Linked DNA regions of Homo sapiens: region 2 is linked to region 1. Evidence: read pairs that join two places in POLR2A ChIA-PET (ENCODE). Cell type or tissue: A673. All regions are shown on one strand. Each heading gives the region's core, and the rest is flanking DNA. Links, peaks and the distances in the headings are about the cores only.

The links. ChIA-PET counts read pairs that join two places held together with the same protein. Peaks named below come from ENCODE experiments on the same cell type or tissue, not always from the same donor. Only the 100,000 strongest peaks of a DNase experiment are listed, where the experiment ranks them.
Region 2: POLR2A ChIA-PET joins it to region 1 with 11 read pairs; 2 of 35 experiments call an interaction of 5 or more read pairs at or near these places.

Annotation. Positions count from the first base shown.
Region 1 is chr1:192,002,972-192,012,976 of GRCh38, reverse strand. LINC02770 (long intergenic non-protein coding RNA 2770) reads right to left here. Exons shown (of 10, transcript NR_186758.1): 10 at 1,717-3,138. Among named protein-coding and RNA genes, the nearest start is that of RGS18, 150 kb to the left of the region's middle. In A673, for the core only: no CTCF peak of the experiment used is centred there; DNase peaks (open chromatin) are centred at 4,366, 4,496, 5,606 and 6,826; H3K4me3 peaks cover 310 bases; H3K27ac peaks cover 5,934 bases.
Region 2 is chr1:192,589,820-192,599,824 of GRCh38, reverse strand. It overlaps LOC105371664 (a long non-coding RNA gene), which reads left to right. Exons shown (of 5, transcript XR_002958418.2): 3 at 6,168-6,226. Among named protein-coding and RNA genes, the nearest start is that of RGS1, 19 kb to the right of the region's middle. In A673, for the core only: no CTCF peak of the experiment used is centred there; no DNase peak of the experiment used is centred there.

The DNA.
Region 1 (10,005 bases), core at 1,112-9,111:
TATGTTATACATATGTGTGTGTGTAATTTTTGAAAGAATATAAACAAGAACTCAATGGGAAAGATTAAAATGCAAATACATGCCCAAATACACAAGTCGAGTTTTATAATTTAGTGAATAATTATTTTTAGACTATAAATTAATGAACATCCACCATTATGTTTTGTGGGATGGTCACTGGTTTTAAGAGGTCACCCAGTGAAAACTGGGATAATGAGATTTGTAAAAGTAGAAGCAGCAGACATGCAATTAATTCCTGCATGAAAAGTCAGAGGTTGAAATTAAGGAGTTTAAATAATATATTTATTTTCCCTTACAAAGCCTACACACACAGTTAAGTATAAAACATTTAAGAAATAATTATATTTTGTTTAGTTAAGAAAAAATAATGAATAAATTTACTAGAGGTTGTGTTATCCTATTACTAGCCATTGTTACATTTATTTTGAACATTACAATCTTAAAATTTTTCCATCATACAAATATTTTATCAAAGTAGAATCAAAGCTGTGTATTATGCCCATGAAATTATTCTAAAATTTAAATATATTGACTGAGTATCTCTATAGGCTGATTTATTTTCCTCTTTTTAAAAATACCAATAATAGATGCAATGGAAGAAATTCCCAGAATACATTCAAATTAAAAATATCTCTTTTTTTTGCAATTGCAAATACCCTATATTTCTGAAAAATACCTAAGAATCCAATTTGTGAGGCAATAATATGTACCTATAGACATCAGGATTTCCAAATTTTTTGGCATTCTAACATTGACTATAGCAATATGTAATCCACCAATCCCCTAAATAATGTTAAAATAATTTGATTTTCATGTAGTATATTATAAATATAATATTTTGAATATATTTCTAAAATTTGGGGTTACCATTTTATTAAACTATATATAATGTATTTAATTGTATAACATGCATAAACTATAATATTCATACAATCTTCAACTTTTTCCATTTAATAACAGAGATGTGTAATAATTAAATGTTTACATAAGGAAATAATAATTTGTTAATAAATCAATTTTAAATTGACAGTTTATATTACATTTGGTTTTGAAACCAAAGGGATATCGAAAGGCAAAATAAAAGTTATTATATTTTATAATACAGACACTCTTTTTATTCCTTATTTATAATTATTGCATTTTTATTGAAAAATCAAACCAGCCGGGCAAGATGGCTCACGCCTGTAAACCCAGGCAAGGCCGGCGGGGGCGGGAGGATCACGAGTTAGGAGATCGAGACCATCCCGGCCAACATGGTGAAATCCCGTCTGTACTAAAAATACAAAAATTAGCTAGGCGTGATGGCATGTGCCTGTAATCCCAGAAAAAAAAAGAAAAAAAGAAAAAGAAAAAAAAGAAAGAAAGAAAAAAGAAAAAGAAAAAGAAAAATCAAATCATTTAAGTTAATATTTTGTGTTACAAATGAAAAGATGAAAAGTTTCAGTTTGCTATGATTTTTAAATGCCAAACTTCTCTTAATCACAACTATATTTACTCTTTTAAGCGTTTGTGTATTAAATTATTGAAAATCTTGAACTTTTTAAATGTCAGATTCCAATGGATATAAGCATTTCAAGAATATCTAGGGGGAAGTTGCAGAATTATTAGAATTGTGCCTTATGCTTCCTAATTGTTTATCAACTATCAATTATAAAAGTTAACAAGAATTTCAAGAATAAATGTAATATTTAAAGATCTTTTTCACAACCTTTATTTAGGTTTATCTTCCAGTCAGAAAAGTAAAACAAGTATAAGCATGCATCTTAACACAGTTTAAAAATTTAAGGATACTCATATAAAAACACTGAAATAAACAAACAGAATATATTAAGAATAAACAAACTCCTTTAATCCTCCCTGCTTTTTAAAGTGTTTCTAATGTTAAATCAACTTTCATTTTCTAGGATAAATACAACTTCGTTCTGATGTATTTTTATTATTTTTACATAATGCTAGATTTACTTAACTTCTTAAGATTACTGGATCTTTTGTTCATAAGTGAGACTGGCTTTAATAGTTCTTTCATACTCTTTGTTCACTTCCAGGGCTAAGATTTTCTACTCTCAGACTGGGTTGGGGAATAGATCCTTTTCTGTCTTTTGGAAGTGTTTAAGATTAGAATTATGTCTGCAAACTTTATTCAAATTTTTCCAGTGAAACATTTGTCCTGGGTGTTTTCATTATTTTTCGTTGTATTATGGATAACTTAAAAATATACAAATGTCATGTCTCTACAAATACATGCAATATTCTATGTTATTTATACTGGAGCAGTGATTCAGAAACATTAGCTTGGATCAAAATTACCTAAAGGGCTTGTGAAACCACAGGCTAATGGGCCTCATGTGCAGAGTTTTGGTTACAAAATATGTGGTTTCCTCAGAGTTTGCTTTTCAAACAAGATCTCAAATGATCCTGTTGCTGCCAGTGCAGGGATCATCTTTGAGAACCACTATGCACAAAGGTTGGGACAAAGATTATTTACCACTTAGCTTCAAACATTATTAACCCATGGTCAATCTTACTTCATATATGTTCTTACCATATCCTCTTATCCAGATTCCTTTGAAACAAACGTCAGATATTATTTTATTTGTAAACGTATCAGTGCTTAACTCTAAAATACAAACACTCAGTTTTTCTTAGTATTAGTACAGTTATGCACTACATAATGACATTTGGGTCAACGACAGGCCGCATAGACAGCAGTGGTTCCATAAGATTAAAATGGAACTGAAAAATTTTTATCACATATTGATAGAATAGGTGACAAGCTATCTTAATGTCCTAGCCCAATGCATTACTTATGTGTTTGTGGTGATGCTGGTGTAAACAAACCTACTGTGTTAGTAGTAGTATAAAAGTATAGCAGTACAATTTTATACAGTACATAATACTTAATACTGATAATAAATGACCATGTTTCTGGTTTATGCATTTACTACACCATACTTTTGTCATTATTTTAGAGTCTGCTTCTACATATATATTAAAAATAAAAAAAGTTAACCATTTTAAACAGCCTCAAGCAGGTTCTTCAGGAGGTATTCCAGCAGGAGGTGGTGTTATTATAGGAGATGACACAGCTGCATGGACATATTGTCCACGAAGACCTTCCTGTGGGACAAAATGTAAAGGTCCAAGTCAGTGCTATTGATGATCCTGACCCTAAGTATACAGTGTTTCTGTTTGTGTCTCAGTTTTTAACAAAAATGTTTAAGAAGTAAAAAAAAGAAAATAGCTTATAGAATAAGGATATAAAGAAAGAAAATATTTTGTACAGCTGAACAATGTGCTTGTTTTAACTGATATTATAAGAGAGTAAAAAAGTTAAAAATTTAAAATTTATAAAGTTGTAAAGTAAAAATGTTACAGTAAGCTAAGGTTAATTTTGTATTAAATATTTGTTTTCTAAATTTAGTGTAGCCTAAATGTAGAGTTTATAAAATCTACAACAGCGTACAGTAATTTCCCAGTTTTCACATTCACTTACCAGGTCATTCGTGGTCAGTGCCCCATACAGATATATCATTTTTCAAAATTTTTATACCATATTTTTACTGTACCTTTTCTATGTTTAGATACACAAATGCTTAGCATTATGCCTACAATACTCAGTACAGTAACAAACTGCATGGGTTTGTTGCCTAGGAGCAGGAGGCTATATCGTATTGCCTAGATATGTAGTAGGCCATACTATCTAGGTTTGTGTAAGTATACTCTATGGTCACATGACAGCAAAACGCATGTCTCAGAACATATCCCTGACATCACATGACACATAAATATATAGAAAAATGCAATTGTGATTGATTTTTGTGTGCCCATCTGTATCCTGTGACTCTGATGAGCTCACTTAGTTCTAGGAGAGTTTATTTTTCTTTTGTGAATTTCTTGGGATTTTCTTCATAAATAATAATGGATATCTGTAACGAGAGAGAGAAAGAGTTTTATTTATTCCTTTGCAATCTCTATGTCATTTACGTCTTTTTCTTGCTTATTGTAACAGCTAGAACTTCCAGTACTGTGGTGAGTAAGAGAGTGAACACACACATACTTGTCTAGTTTCCAATTTTAGAAGGAAAGTTTTTATTTTTTCACCATTGAGTATGATGTTAGCTTTTTAGGTTTTTTATAGATGTTCTTCATCAAGTTGAGATAATTCCTCTCAACTCTTAACTTGCTGAGAGTTTTTATCTTACTGAGTGGCAGATCTTGCCAAAATGCTTTTCTTCTTTAGCATGTTTGTATTGTGGATTACATTTATTGATTTTCAAATGTTAAGTCAGCTTAGCATGCTTGAAATAAGTCCTTCTTTGCAATGGTATTTAATTATTTGTTTATACATTGCTGTATTTAGTAGACTAATGTATTCTTATCGGGGTTTTTGAGCTCATAAGAGATGATCTTCCTTCCTTCCTTCCTTCCTTTCTTCCTTCCTTCCTTCCCTCCTTCCTTCCTTCCTTCCTTCCTTCCTTCCTTCCTTCCTTCCTTCTTGTACTGTTTCTGGCTGGTTTTGTTCTCAGGGTAATTGTGGACTCATAAAATGAGTTGGTAGGTATTCCAGTCTCTTCTGTTTTTTTGAAAGATGTTGTATAATATTGATGTTAATTCTTTTTAAGTTTTTAGTAGAATTCTTTAGTGAAATCATCTTGGCCTGAATATTACTTTTTTGAGAGTTTTTAAGTTATAAATTCATTTTCATTAATGGTTTTAGGACTATTCAGATTGTCTATTTCATTTGCTTCAATTTTGATATTTATTGGTTTAGGAGGAATTAGGTTATTTCTTCTAAGTTGTTGAATTTATAAGCATAAAGTTCTTTTATAATTTTCCCTTTCAATTTTTTTAATGACTGCAAGGTCAGTAGTAATATCCCTGATTTAATATCGGTGATATGTTTCTACTATCTTTTTATTTTTTAAGTCTTGCTAGAGGTTTATAAATTTTATTGATCATTTTTCAAAGAACCAGTTTTCAGTTTCACTGATTTTTTTCACTGTTGTTTTTCTATATTCAATTTTGTTGATTTCTGTTTCTTATTAATTCCCTATATATGTTGCTATGTTGCCAGTTTCTTGAGGTAGGAATTTATGTTATTGATGTAAAGCTTTTCCTTTTTTTCTAATGTAAGCATTTAGAAGTTGAACACAATATAAAGATTGAAAATTGTTAAAATTTTGAGATTGGTTAGAAGTATTTTTCTATAGTGGGCAAACTATTTCTATAAAGTGACAGAGAGTACATATTTTAGGCTTTGTAGGCTAGTAGATTCTGTTTAAACTACTCGACTATTCCTATAGTAAGAACACTGTTATAAACAATACGTAAATAAATGAGCATGGCTGTCTTGCAATAGTACTTTATGTATACAAACGAGGAGAGGATTGAATTTGGCTGATGGAAAGGCAGTTGTGGACCCATGATCTAAAGGATGAACAAACTGAGACATTATCGTGCAAATCTGTCTACCAAATTGGGTCATGCTCATATAGCTTTGGAGAATTTCTATTTGTTCGATTTAAAAGGTAAACTACTTAAATAATTACTCTATTAATTTCTTTTAAAGACAGGAAATGACAGTCTTCAATTACTACTTTCAATGCTATAAATCTTCTAGAACATAATCCTTATGGGTTCATTTATCACCATATGAGAAAAGTCTAGAACACAATATAATTTTAATGAGTACAGGAACCCAAAGAAATTCACCACTATATCCTCAGCAACTAGCAGATGCTCAATGAATATTGACTTAATAAATGAATTAACGCAATGCTTTTATTATTTATGTTTCAGGCTATAATTTCATGTTATGGTGGCTTTTGGATTAAGAGACTATAAATGGGTTTGGGACAATAGATTATTAATTATATTTTCAAATAACAAAAAGAGAAATTACCTTCTGAAATAACTAAATTATTCAGTCTTTAAAACAAGGGGTAAAATGTAACATTTATCTGAATGTATATTTTACATTAGTGTGCATACATTCAACTTCCAATTTTTTTGCTTCTAAAACAATTTAATAAAGAATATTTTATGACTAGAACTGGTTATTTATTTTTAAATGAGTTTCCCAATATAAATTGGCAATTAATCTTCATTTTAGAAGACTGTAGATGGTTTTATTAGCTTCATTTTACAGTGAGTATTTGAGAACCATAAAGTTTAAATATCTTTTTCAGAATGATAATTAGTGTATATGCATAAAGAGAAGAAACCACATATTCTGGTTGCTATTACATCTCACTTCCACTAACAGTTAATGTTTAGAAATCAAGAATGAGACATTAGAGATGTACCTTGAGAACAAGGAAATTGAGATCAGGAGAATGACAGACTTCTAACATCAAACTTTTTTTATATTTGCTTTTGGAAATGTCAATGCAAAGAAAGGTTAATAGAATAAATTCTAAAAAGTAATGTTCAGATTAAGCAATGGATTTTTTTATTAATGATCCTTCTGAGAGCAGTGTAAACAACATTATTATGACAAAACTTTCACTGAATTGAGGAATTAGGATGAGATTGAGCCCTGGCAACATCAATATTATGAAAACTGTTTTCATTAAAATGGGACTGGGCTAGAATAAATGCGAATTTTAGTTGTTGTAAGTGAGCTTATACTGAAGGGAAGGAGCCAGTGAAGATGGAGACAGGGAAGAAATGGGGATGAAAAGACAATACCTGGGAGTGGAAAGTGAAAGCAAATTGAATTTATAGATAGAGAGATGCTTGTGGTCTTTTGGTGGTGTGTTGGAGCTAGTTCACCATGGCTCTGGAAAGCTCAGTCAACATATCTGGAAATTTGCCAGACAGCTGATTTCACATTTGCAGCTTAAAAGTGGCCAGGGTAGGAATATTTACACCATGGTAATTAGAAAATAGCACAAATCGGAATTTTTGTTCCACTTCACTGCCAGAGGGCTAGTTTTAAGCATTTATCGGCACACCATTGATTATAAGATTTAGTTTATGGAAACATTATAAAATTAAGCAAATAATTTAGTATGTATTTAGCAGTTATACCCGAGAACAACCACTTTACAATGTCAAATCTATTTTATTATAAACAAGGTTGTAAAATGTTACCTTTAAAAGCAATACACCAATAGATTTTTATGTACCAAATATTCTGTCATAAGTCCTAAGGGTGGGAGACTATCCCAATATTACTCACACTGATACATATGACTTGAGAAAATTTTTCTTATTAAAGCATCAGGAGGAAACCGTAAAGAGGATGCCCTCTGAAAAACTGTTAGATGATATAAAAATTGGCTCTGTGATGATTAATTGAAGCCAATACTACAAGTCAAAAACCGACATAATATGATTTAATACAAGGTTAGAAAGGAAAGCAAATGCTATATTTATAAATAAAAATTATTTATATAATATGTTATTTAAAATAGTTACATGTAATTATACTAATAAACTACTATCAGTAGGTATTTTGTTGTTTTACCCCTAAGTTGTCATATATTCAAAATGGCCAGGTATCTTTTAAAATATCTTTATGTTTGAAAAATAAAGTATCATATTATTTTCAGGTTTCTTTTATTTTTAGGAATGCATTATAAATTTTACAGGCAGGATCAAGAATAAGTTGTATTCTACATCTGATAATTTTTCCATAAAATTGTAATATAGATCTTTGCCAGTTAACAAATAAAGTTAACTTCTCAAACTTCCTGTAAGTATTAATGTGAAAATAAATTGACAGTAAACATAAGTATTAATTCTTATTAATAAGTATTGATATGAAAATAAATTTATAGTAAGCCTAAATGTATTTGAACAATTGTTTATTTTGCTTGTAAGAATTTGGCAACTTGATTATTTGACAGACTATTTGAAAGAAGTAAAATGTGAAAGATAAAAAACTACTGGCCTAGTTTACATTTCTATTTGTATCTTTAAATCTTAGAAGAACAGAAATACGTAAGTGAATTTTTTATACTAATAATGCTAGTGTAAATATATAGAGTTGTAGGAATTATCTGCATGTAGCATTCACTGGATATTGACTTAACCAGTCACATATTTCTCCACAAATTGTTTCAATCACAAAGAATTTAAAATAAAATTCCATTTTGGGTTAGCTTGATTCAATCAATATTGATAATATCAAATCTATGGGCAATATAATGAAGTCACCTGGCCAATAGTTATTGTGTTTTCTAAATGAGTACTGTCAATTTCTTTTCTTCAATTCAATGACCTGACTTGATTTTGACATTATTCTGTATATTTTTCTAATATTATAAACTGCAATTTAAAATAGACTGAGATATAATCAGTCAGGTATAAATACCTGTTCCTTCAGCTTCCAGGTCTCTCTCTCTCCATATCCTCCAGGCAATGTGCAAATGCTCAGCTGGCAAAAGGTTGTCATTTTATTATTAACAATGCTTTATGGCATTTCAACCACTCAAGAGATGATTAAAATTACACTTCAGCTGGAATATTGTTTTTCAGCTAACACTATAAAAAAATATGTCACAGGAGGAGCAAATTTAGTAATGGAAGGTAGAAGTAGGGGTAAATTTTAAATGAGTTTTCTTATATGGTTAGCAGTTGACATTGACCCACAGAATTCTTCATCCATCTGCAATGAATTTTCTCACGTTCAGGGTCTGCAGCAGGATGGTTCAAAGGCTATTATAGCTTCCCACATTTTTTTCATACTGATAAATTAACTGAATTCATCAAAACCTACAAAACATTTTGTTCTCTCTCCTTTCATTCTATAAATACATTCTAAATATCTATCTAGTAGAGAATTTATTCCTACCTCTATCTTGGTCACATTCGTTTTTTTTTTTTTTTTAATCCTTCTAAAAGATAATCCCTAATCAGTCTAAATGAAGAAGAGTGGTGTTAAGAAAAATCTCCCTACCCAAAATGTTTAAGAACCCCAAATTATTAAGAACCTATAATACTTAAGAAGACAAAATCTCTAGGCTAAATTAGTGTTAACAGTATCAAGCAAATCAAGCAAAAAACTTCACACATGGTGATCAAACACTAAGAAGAAGTCCCCATGATCACCCTCAAACCTCATACCTGCTGCACATCTCAGTTGTGTAGTCCTTGAATTTTCTTCCCACCTGTCACCTTTAACATCGGGTGTCTTGAGATGTGGGTTCCTCAAAGGGAATTTGGATCTCTTCTTTTTGACCCCAAAGTGAAATACAATTTCCGACTCCCTGTAATTTTTTTTTTTCCTATTTGGTTTTTTACTTTTCCCGTTGTTGATAACTGAAACTAAAATTTAGAATTTCAATGACCTCTTAGCCCTCCTATCTTTACTTTCATTTTGATGACACCAGTACTAAGATTATAGAGTGGGACAGGCTGTGGATTCAATATAGATCATCCTCTATCATATCCTCCTTTAATAAAAATATATTTTATTAATTAGAAAATAATTGATTTAAAATATTGGAAGTAAAATCACAGAAAAAATGAAATTTTAAAAATTAATTTAAAATCACATCCATGTTCTTGAAATACATTTATATTGTTTCTTAGAAGAAGAATTTATGGATCAAAGGATATGAATAATTTAAGTCGTTAACAATATTGCAAACTTGAACTCCAGAAAGTTTATGCAATTTTAGAATTTTGGACTCCCATAATTTCTGTCGAAGAATGTGTGTCTGTTTATTTTTGTATCATAAATCACACATTGTGATGCCATGTTTGCATTTATATATATATTTATATATATTTATATATATATTTATATATATTTATATATATATTTATATATATTTATATATATATTTATATATATTTATATATATTTATATATATATTTATATATATTTATATATATTTATATATATATATATATATTTATATATATTTATATATATATTTATATATATTTATATATATATATATTTATATATATTTATATATATATTTATATATATTTATATATATTTATATATTTATATATATTTTTATATA
Region 2 (10,005 bases), core at 1,381-9,380, 590 kb before region 1:
AATAAAACCTTATTTTCAAATTCTGCTAGTTATTAGTAACAATATCAGATATTTGCATTGCATTTTATATCTTTCCCATCCATGTCCCAAACATTCTTATTTGGTAGACATAACAGAATAATCCATAAATAAAAGTAAATGAAACCAGTTCCATCATATAAAAAGACACAAAAGTTCATCCAGAGTCACTGTGAAGCCCAAGGTTATATGGCTAATGTGAGGTGGAAGCGAATTTCTGATTTCAATTTCTGTACCCCTTTTCAAATGAACAGCTCTATATAAGTGTTATTTATTGTTGCATTGATGTTACCTATGTATAAGAGAGATGCTCTGCCTGACTCTCATCATTATGCTCTGCAGTAGCCTTCAGTAAGAAAAGATCACTTCATCACACATCTGCCTATTTTCTGTTGGAACTTAGCATACGAAATTTGCAGAGAACTGCTAAAGGCAGTTTGAAGGTACTTGGGCAATGCCATTTCCTTACAGATTTGAACATTTTTATTCCGTTCAGGTCCCACAGGACATTGGGCCCTCCTGTTGGGTGGTTCTGTTTACACCCCAGAGAGGCTGCACTCCTGATTCATCCATCTGCAGGAGCACAAGGCCCAGGGGTGATCCATACCCGCTACTCAGCTGTATCACCACAAAACTCTGGGCTGGTTTCTTCTTTTGGTTTATGTGACTATAATTTCCAATCAACCAGCTAGAGAACCAAGTCTTGCATTCAGCATAATTTTTCATGGATTAGGCAGGGAAGCCTGGACATCAGAATATAAGATATAAGGGAAGAATTTAGCAATCTGTGGTGTCAAGAAACTCTCAATATCTCCGTGGCCTCTGGAGTCAGACAGAATAGCTTTAAATCTTGCTTTCCTACTTGGTAGCAGTGTGAACCTGAACAAATTACCTAACCTCGATAAGCCTTAATTAACCCATATGGACAATATTGAAAATAAAAGCATGCATTTTAAAGGGTTGTGGGTGAGGATTAAATGAGAAAGCATAGGCAGAATCTGGCACATGGTAAACCACAAACGGACTGGCCACTCGCTTACAATCCCCTGTGCCTCTCATGTAGTGAGCAGCATCCTGGAGAGAGAAACTGTTTCTGAAAGTCAGAGTACACAGATGGCTGTGAATAGTATGAGTTATCATAGAGGAAAAAGGATTGTCTTTGTAATTTTTACAGAGACAACTTAAGAATTAGCTATTGTTTTGGGAATTGCATTTACCCCTTTGAAAATAATAATCCTAAAGTATGGAGACAAATTATAGGTAGTAGATTATGGTCTATCTCTAAAACTGATGGGTTGTCTTCACATTACCATTAACTACTTAGGGCCCTTGAAGAGGTTATTTTGCTTTTCTAAATTTTATAAAATGAGACCTAAATGATCTTCAGTATTTCCTCCTGGTCTAACAGTCTATGGTTCTTATGAGTCTATATACATCTATTAATGGTACCTATATTTATTTATTTTTCCTGGAAATTCCTCTTTATAGTGTTTCCATAACATACTGGAGATTTTCTCTTGGAAAAACTAATGGTTTGAGCACGTTCTGAAAGTCACAAGAAGGGAAGTGCCTTTGAACCAGTAACTTTGCTAATGGAATTGTCATCCCAGAGGTTGTGTAGCTTTAAAATGTGAAGTACTGTATCAAATCTAATTACCATTTATTGTTAACTTTCCAAATGCTAGGCATTGAGCTGCTAGGTTTACTCACAGTACTTTATTTGTCACACTATCACACACACATACACACGCAGGCTGGCAGTCAGTTATTGTTCTCATTTTATATTTGGGAACACTGAGGTTCAGATATGTGAAGCAACTAGTCCAAAGTCACATAGCTGGTGGTGATGCTAGGCTTTAGGCTTGGGTCTGTCTGACAACTCTGGCCATGTCCTTATCTCCATATTGTCTCTACAAAATGGTTTAAGTAGATAATAGTTAAGAAAGCAAACTAAATGTTCTGGGAAATAAACTGCTAATTTCTGAGTTTGACATAAATCAGGATAATCTTTTTTTCCTCTTTTTTCACTTTTCTATAAATGTGTTATTTATTGTTGCAGTTATATTACCTATACGTAAAAGAGATGCTCTGCCTGATTCTCATCACTGGACTCTGCAGTAGCCTTGATTAAGAAAAGATCACTTCATCACCCTTTACCCATTTTCTGTTTGAACTTAGCATATCAGATTTGCAGAGAACTGCTAAAGGCAGCAGCCTTTTAATGATACTTGGGCAATACCATCCCTAGGCACCTGTGTCAGTCACCAGGTCAGGTAAGCCACAGCACAATTCCATGAGGGGAGGACTTAATGTGTGTACCACTGTGCTCCCAAAACTTAGCACAGTGCTGGAACATAGGAGGCATTTAGTCAATAGGTGTTGAGTAACTAATACTCAGGATACAAATTTATTCATTTTTTAAATCCAGCAACCATTTATTGTGTACTTACTGTGAGTAAGGCATTCTAAAATGAAGACGTGTTCTTTGCCTTCTAGGAGATTATAATTTAGGGGGGGAAGGAAGACATGTATTTTAATACTAAATGAAGTAGCATATTTTTCTCCAAGATGATTATTGTTCCATACAATCCTAAGATGTAGGCTGGGTAGTAATCAAATTATCTTTAGCATCTTTTCATATTGCTTGACTTCGTGTTTTAATTGGCTTTTATTTTTCTCAGCTCAAGAATATATTTTTATGTGTCTGTTATCTAAAAAACTTAACGATTACATTATTTTGCTAGGATAACCATCTCTCTCACGTCTGTTCTTGTTAGTATTATGCAAGCCTATTGTCAATAGCATTTGTCCACTGTATCAGTCAGAGCTCTCCAGACAAGCAGAACTAGTAGGACACAAACATTATATAAAATATATGATTATATATGTATGATTACATATATATTTATTTATGAAATAAATATATTCAAGGAATTAGCTCCTGTGATTGTGGGGGTTTGCAAGTCCGAATCTGTAGGGCAAGCAAGCACACTGTAAACTCTCAGGCAGAAGCTGATGCTGCAGTCTTCAGCCTGAATTTCTTCTTCCTGAGGGTAACCTCAATTTTGCTGTTAAGGACTTTCAACTGATTGGATGAGTAAGCCTCACCCACATTATTGAGGATGATCTCCTTTATTTAAACTGATTGTAGATGTTAGCCACATCTACAAAGTACCTTTTTAAAACAATGCCTAGATTCCTGTTTGGCTGGGTAACTCTGTGCCATAGTCTAGCTAAGCTTACACCTAAAACTAGCCACCATGATCACCACTTATAATATGAAGAAGGTTTCTAAAATAATAAAATTGACAGTTAAAATTTTTTTTTGGCAGACAATAAAGGACTTCTTTTATGAATTGTTATGTTTAACTTCCAGATTAAATTTTGAGGGTCTGAAATATCCAACAGGAATCATAGAGTTCTGAGAGATTTAAAGTGATGCTTTGATTTCCATGAAGTCAAAAATTGTGTTCTATTATGAAAACCACTTCTAGGAAATCTATACTTCATAAGACACAATTGAGAAAGCCACTTTTGTTGAGATTTAATTCCCACTTCTTTCTGCCACTTCACAATCACTCACTGAAGAAAGAGAACAAATGTTCTTGTCGCAAATGGGATTGAAGTCTAGCCTCTGTCATTCATCACTTGAAACAGTTTCTTGTAAACAACCAGAAACATCTTCAACTTTTCTTAGATACATTTTCTAAGTGTCTTTAAAAGTAAGGAAAACACAGATTGGATATCTAAAGTCAAGGAGAGTTCTGAGTTCAGTTTAGTAAAATTTCTATGCATCGATCTATATGTTTCTCTGGAACCATCTTTTAATAATTGTATTTCAGTTCATATTAGAGAATTTGTTCTTAGGAACTATGTGTAATTCATTTCTCTTGAGGCTTTCTTCTCGCTTACATCCTAGGTAAAAATAACCCTGAAACTTCAATTCATAGCCTGTGTAAATAAAAAACCATACCTAGTGTTCTGTGAATTCTGGGAGGAGGGAGAGCTGGAGAGCTTATATTTCATGGTTTCCACTGCTTCTTAAGTTTCTTTTTCCTGTTTCGTTAGAAGCTTTGCTTAATCGTTAAAACCTTGACATAGACAAGCTTAGTCTCCTCCTCACTTAATTAGCAACAATTAAAAAATGTGTCTCCATCCGCACAAAACATTTCTTAGATAAATAAATAGATGTTATGAAGGGAAATATACCCAACTATGTGTATGTGTGTTGGAAATTGGATGAAATGGAGAGCTTTACAGTATAACAAGACAAATAACCTCAAACGAAGCAATAGACATGCACATGCCCCATCGCTGCACCACCTCCTCCCTCCTCCTCCCTACCCCTCCTCCTCCCTACCTCCTCCTCCTCCCCACCCCTCCTCCTCCCTAACCCCTACTCCTCCCTACCCCTCCTGCTCCCTACCTCCTCCTCCTCCCTACCCCTCCTGCTCCCTACCCCTATTGAGTTTTCTGGCCCCTTTCTCTCCTTTATTCTTTCTTTCTTTTCTCAATTTGTAGCTATCAGTTTCTTTCAAGAACTGCTATAGCAACTTTGTACCCTTTCTTATGCAGAACGTCTTCTCTTTTCCACCCATATTCTTTCTGTCCCCTGTGATTCTAATCTGCTCTGAGGAAAAACTCTTTCTATCGGATATACGATAATTATGGTAAGAGAACAATAAGATTAAACACAAAGTCTCATTAAAAGGGCATACATTTATTGCAAATGATGAAAATAATGCAACCCAAAATAAGACTTTCATCCAGAAAAACATATAATACCTGAGTAAAGATTGCAATGTTTTCTATTCCATGGAAAACTGCTACTGAACCAAAGGAGAATGTTTTTTCCCTTTCTCCTCTGTTTTAGCTACCCACAGGAACTGTTCAGTTTTTGTCTTCCTTTCACATTTCCAACCCAAATATTATAGTAAACACTGTTGTTAAAGGTTATTGATGAATTGAGTGATATTATCATTCATTTTGCAAACACGCATATTTGCCAGGAATGATAGGGAGTTGAGATGCAAAAATGAATATGACATTTTCCCTTCAAAGATATTACAGTCCATTGCAGTATCATTTAAATAAATTATACAAATATATGTTAGCAGTGCTGTGATAAGCCTGTGTTTGGGGAGAGTGGGGGCACAAAAGAAGATCTAGACCATTTTTCACTGCAGTGTTTAGGTGTAGGTCACACAAGTCATTTTGAAAAACAGGTAATGATTAAATGCTCTGAAGGTGGACAATTTAATGCTGTGGAAATGAATAATGCTTTTCTAATGAATCAAAGTAGATATTGATTAAGGGTAAGGGCAGGTAGAGAGAAAGGTGAGAAATGATAGAAAAGCAGAATAAAGATGAGGGAAAAGTAAAAGGGAAGATAAATTTTGCTCAATTCACTTAGTCGATGCAACACATTCAAATTACTGGCAGCAATTTTCTCAGAAATGTCTAGTAGAGTTTCACTTTTTTTCTAGCTTTGAGGATAATAGCTCATCAAATTACACAGATAGACTATGAGATAATTGGAAATATCTAAGTGGTATATCAGTGTATCGGCTATTAGTGACTGTTAACGAGGAGTTGGAATAAAGCAATTTACCTGATGCTGGTATGCAGAAGACTCACTAGCTAGATACACAGTGAGGCTCTGTTAGTTATTGTTCAAAAATTCATATAGTGTTATTGACACGTTCACCTTGAGAACGTTTGTAGGTCATAGCTTTGCTATGGATGTGTAATTCTGAACACAGTAAACTGTTCTGTTCTAGTGTAGTTAATGAAAACAGGCAACGGTCTGCTGCATTGCATTACTGAAATATTACTAGAGCATTGTATTTCCAAAGTATTACTGAAATAGTTACCATGTTACAATTTTCTGTACTAGTTTTAGTCAGTGTTATGATTTGAATGTGTCTTCCCAAAATCATGTGTTGGAAACTTAATCCCCAAAGCAACTGTTTTGGGAAGTGGGGCCTAATGAGAGGTAATTAGGCCATAAGAGCTGAGTGAATGAATTAATATAGATATTGCAAAAGTAGGTTTGTTATAAAAGGGGGAGTTTGACCCTTCTTTATTTTCTGTCTCCCTTGTCCTTGCCCTCTCTTGGCCTTTCTGCCTTCTGCCATGGGATGATGCAGGACGAAAGCCCTCATCAGATGCTTACATCATGATCTTGGACTTCCCAGCCTCCAGACTGGTAAGAAATAAATTTCTGTTCATTATAAATTACCCAGTCTCAGCTACTCTGTTACAGTTACATAAATGGACCAAGAGAGTCAGGGAGACAGCATGGGACAGGTTACGAAACTTTTGCATCTGAGTCAGGCTCCTGTGCTCTGTCTACTCATTTTTAATTTTACCTTTGTGACTTTATTACTAGGGTGTCCTAGAATAAACCATTTAATCTCTTTGCACTGGGGCTTCATAATCTACAAATGGGAAGAGTAGGTTAGACAACTTCTGATCTCCTTTCTAGATATGACATTCTAGGATTCCAGATAGTGGAATACAATAGTGTGGCTTTTTGTTTCCCTCTCCTAGAGTGGATGAGAAATCACTTAGTTAGGCAGAAAGCCCATTTATAATGCTTTCCTGCCTCATATTTCCTCTCAGACACTATTGGTGTAGAACAGATATTTAATAGGTCCTTGTTGACTGAGTAATGTCCTTCCTATGGTCAGGAGCCCTCAGAGGCTTTTGTAAATGTTCTCAATTTAGACTTCAGAGCATTAAAGGAAGATGCTTCATTTTACCAGTGACATTTTTTTAATGATACAACTAAAAGCAAGGATTTAGCTTTTGCTTTATGTGAGTAAACAAAGTTGTTAAAGTCAGGCATCGTCCTGGAATAAATGTGAACTGCTGTAATTAGAAACTGTTTCTGTCATAATTACGTTCTAGAGGCTGAGGCGTGAGTTCATTTTAATAAATGGGAAAAGAAAGTAACCCAGGCCAAGGAGATTCATCTTTGGAAAAGAGCCTAGCAGAAATACAACATCATCCTACCTCAGAAACTGGATAAACAAATGCCCAAATGAGAGAAACAGAAACCACAGCTCCTAGAAAAAACTCTTGAACCATAAGAAGACTGTAAAAGAAAGGGGCTGAATTCTGACCATAGGAGGAGTCACGCAAAAATCTCCCTTTATGTGGTTCCCAGTGAGCTTGTCTGAAAGGGAAATGAGTGGTGAAAGGCTTTTAGTTTTAAATTTTCGTCAAAAGGATGATCTATTCTGTTGCATTATGGCCCATGCAGAAAAGAAGGAAAATCAAAGTAATGCTGAGGAGGCCACTTCAAGGGGGGAAAAAGAATAACTTTCAGTTAGTATTTTCGTTTGTTTCAAAAATAGACAACATTTGGCATAAGGTCACTTGTATATTACTGAGGATGATAGATGATGTGGAGATATAAAGTATGAAAATGAAAATAGTTATTTAAAAAAGCTTAATAATTTGGGGGACATGTTTAGAAAACTCTAAGTCGGTATCTTCCTACCCTTTTCATATCATGGTTCATATTAAGAAATAAAAAAATAAAATGTGTTCATATCACTGTGGTGCATACTGTCAAGGGTGATAGGCCAGCCCTGGGATTTGGGGTACCTCATGCCCAACCTGACCAGGCCTGGGGGCTGAGGGATTAAATACTTTTGCTCACCTGAAACTTATTTTTGGAACACTTGTGAATCCTGTAAGCCATCTAATACTTTTTAGTAGGATATATGGAGAAGGAGACCAGACCTTCCACGTAATATGGAGGATTATCATTATTATTTCTCAAGTCACTGCAAAATACTGGCAAATATTGTTCTAAACTTATCAAATTGTAATGGACATTATTTTAGTAGAATTCAGTTAGTGTTAGCTGTTCAAGTTTGTCCGGCTATGGTCACAGCTACCAGTCATGCACACCAGAATAACTGATTATCAAACATAGGCTAAAACATTATTTTTTTTGGGCTGGAGTCTCACTCTGTTGCCCAGGCTGGAGTGCAGTGGCACAATTTCGGCTCGCTGCTACTTCTGCCTCCCAGATTCAAGCCATATCCTGCCGCAGCCTCCCGAGTAGCTGGGACTATAGGTGTGTGCCACTATGCCCGGCTAATTTTTGTATTTTTAGTAAAGACGGGGTTTTACCATATCGGCCAGGCTGGTCTCAAACTCCTGACCTTGTTCCACCTGCCTCGGCCTCCCAAAGTGCTGGGATTACAGGCATGAACCACTGCACCCGGCCTCATAGGCTAAAACATTCTATTAATTATATGCTTTTCTGGAGTTGCTTTTGCTGGAGTAGTAATAGATTTTTAAAACTCAGTCATCAATATAGGTCCTATTGTCTATCTCTTTCTTAAGTTTTCCTTAGTTAATAGCATGTAAGAAATCAACCAGCTTTATTATTATCTGAAAATTTTCAGCCTCATCTTGAGTGTTTTAATGAAAAAATTTTAAATCACCATCTGCCATGTATTCTAATTAAATGATGTTCTGCCTTGTGGCTATTTTCTGCAATTAGTCCCTGAGATACAGGTTGTTTTGTTTTCTAATATGCAGGGAAAACACAATAATAATAAATATGTTACCATGTTAACTAGAGTAAAGGTTGTAGCAAAGAGACTCCAAAGGCAATGGTGAAACATCTCCTGCCAGTAATAGGACAGGTAGACATCCTCTACTTCCCAAGGTCATCCAGGGACCCAGGCTAGAAGGGCAGCTCTGCCCTCCTCTGGGGCACTGGCATCGTCTGCAAGCTTAAAGCTGGGTGAGTGCGTATCTAGTTTCCAGCTGCCAGCCGTATATTGAGTTTAGTGAGATGTCAGACTAAAAATGAAGTTACACACACACACATACACACACACACACACACACACACACACACACACACACACACACACACGTGTTTTATAAAGCCCAGGTGGCCTAGGCACACACAGAGATAGAAAAAAAGCAGAGAAAAGGAAAACAGTTGTCCATATGTGCTGTTTCATTCACCAGGTTGATTTTGTCCATCTTGCCTTTGACTTTTCATGATGGGGCATTTGCTGGACTTTATTCTTTAATCCTTTTTGGTTCTTCGTCTTCTTTTTTTGATTCCCCTGTTTCAGTTCCTATTCCTTCTCCTTCCCTCACTGTCACTTCAGGAACCAGAGGTTTCCCCTCACCTTTGAGATAAGGCAGTTTTAGGATTTGACAACTTTGCCACAAATCTCTGACCAGAAGTTAAAAGGATGCTTCAAGTGCTCTGTTTCTACAATTTTACATCTCAGATGGCTCCTCGGTGGCAGCGTGCACTTCCCGGCTCATCACTTTCCCCTTTTAGGTATTTCCCATGATCCTGGCCCAGTCTCTGTCTTGCTCATCAGTAATTTTAGCATCCCTTTTGCCTCTTTGCATTGATTCTCCCAGAACTGATCCTTAGCCTATCCACAGATACCCAGGGGAAGTGGATCTCTTCTCGCTGTCAATAATGTCCCACTGGTCAGCTACTTTCTGGTAATTCTCTCTTATCTCAAATCAGCATCAGTTATATTTCTCCTTAGCCTAACTCCAGAATAGACAATCCTCCGGCCATTCTTTTTCTTTCTTTCTTTCTTTTTTCCACTTTGTTTTTATACTCTTTTTAAAATTCTCTTGAGAAGTCAAGTAAACCTTCTCCATTTGATGATTCACCTGCCGCTGCAGGGTCTTCGTCAAAAGCCTAATTTTGCAATTCAATGTTTTGGAAAGAGAATTCTGTGCTCTTTATTTTTAGAGTTGATTACTACTAAACAGACATCCTTCCCTGAAGTCGCAGTTTCAAAATTGTGGAAATACTTAGGGAGTGAGTCTGCAAATAACTAAGTCATCATTCTAATCTATGAAGCTTGAAAGATACATTTAGCAAATTGTATCCAGCATAACCCAGGGACATTGAATATTTTGAAAACATTTGAAAAGATAATTAAGGATATCAAGCAAGATGAATCAAATTCTCAAAAT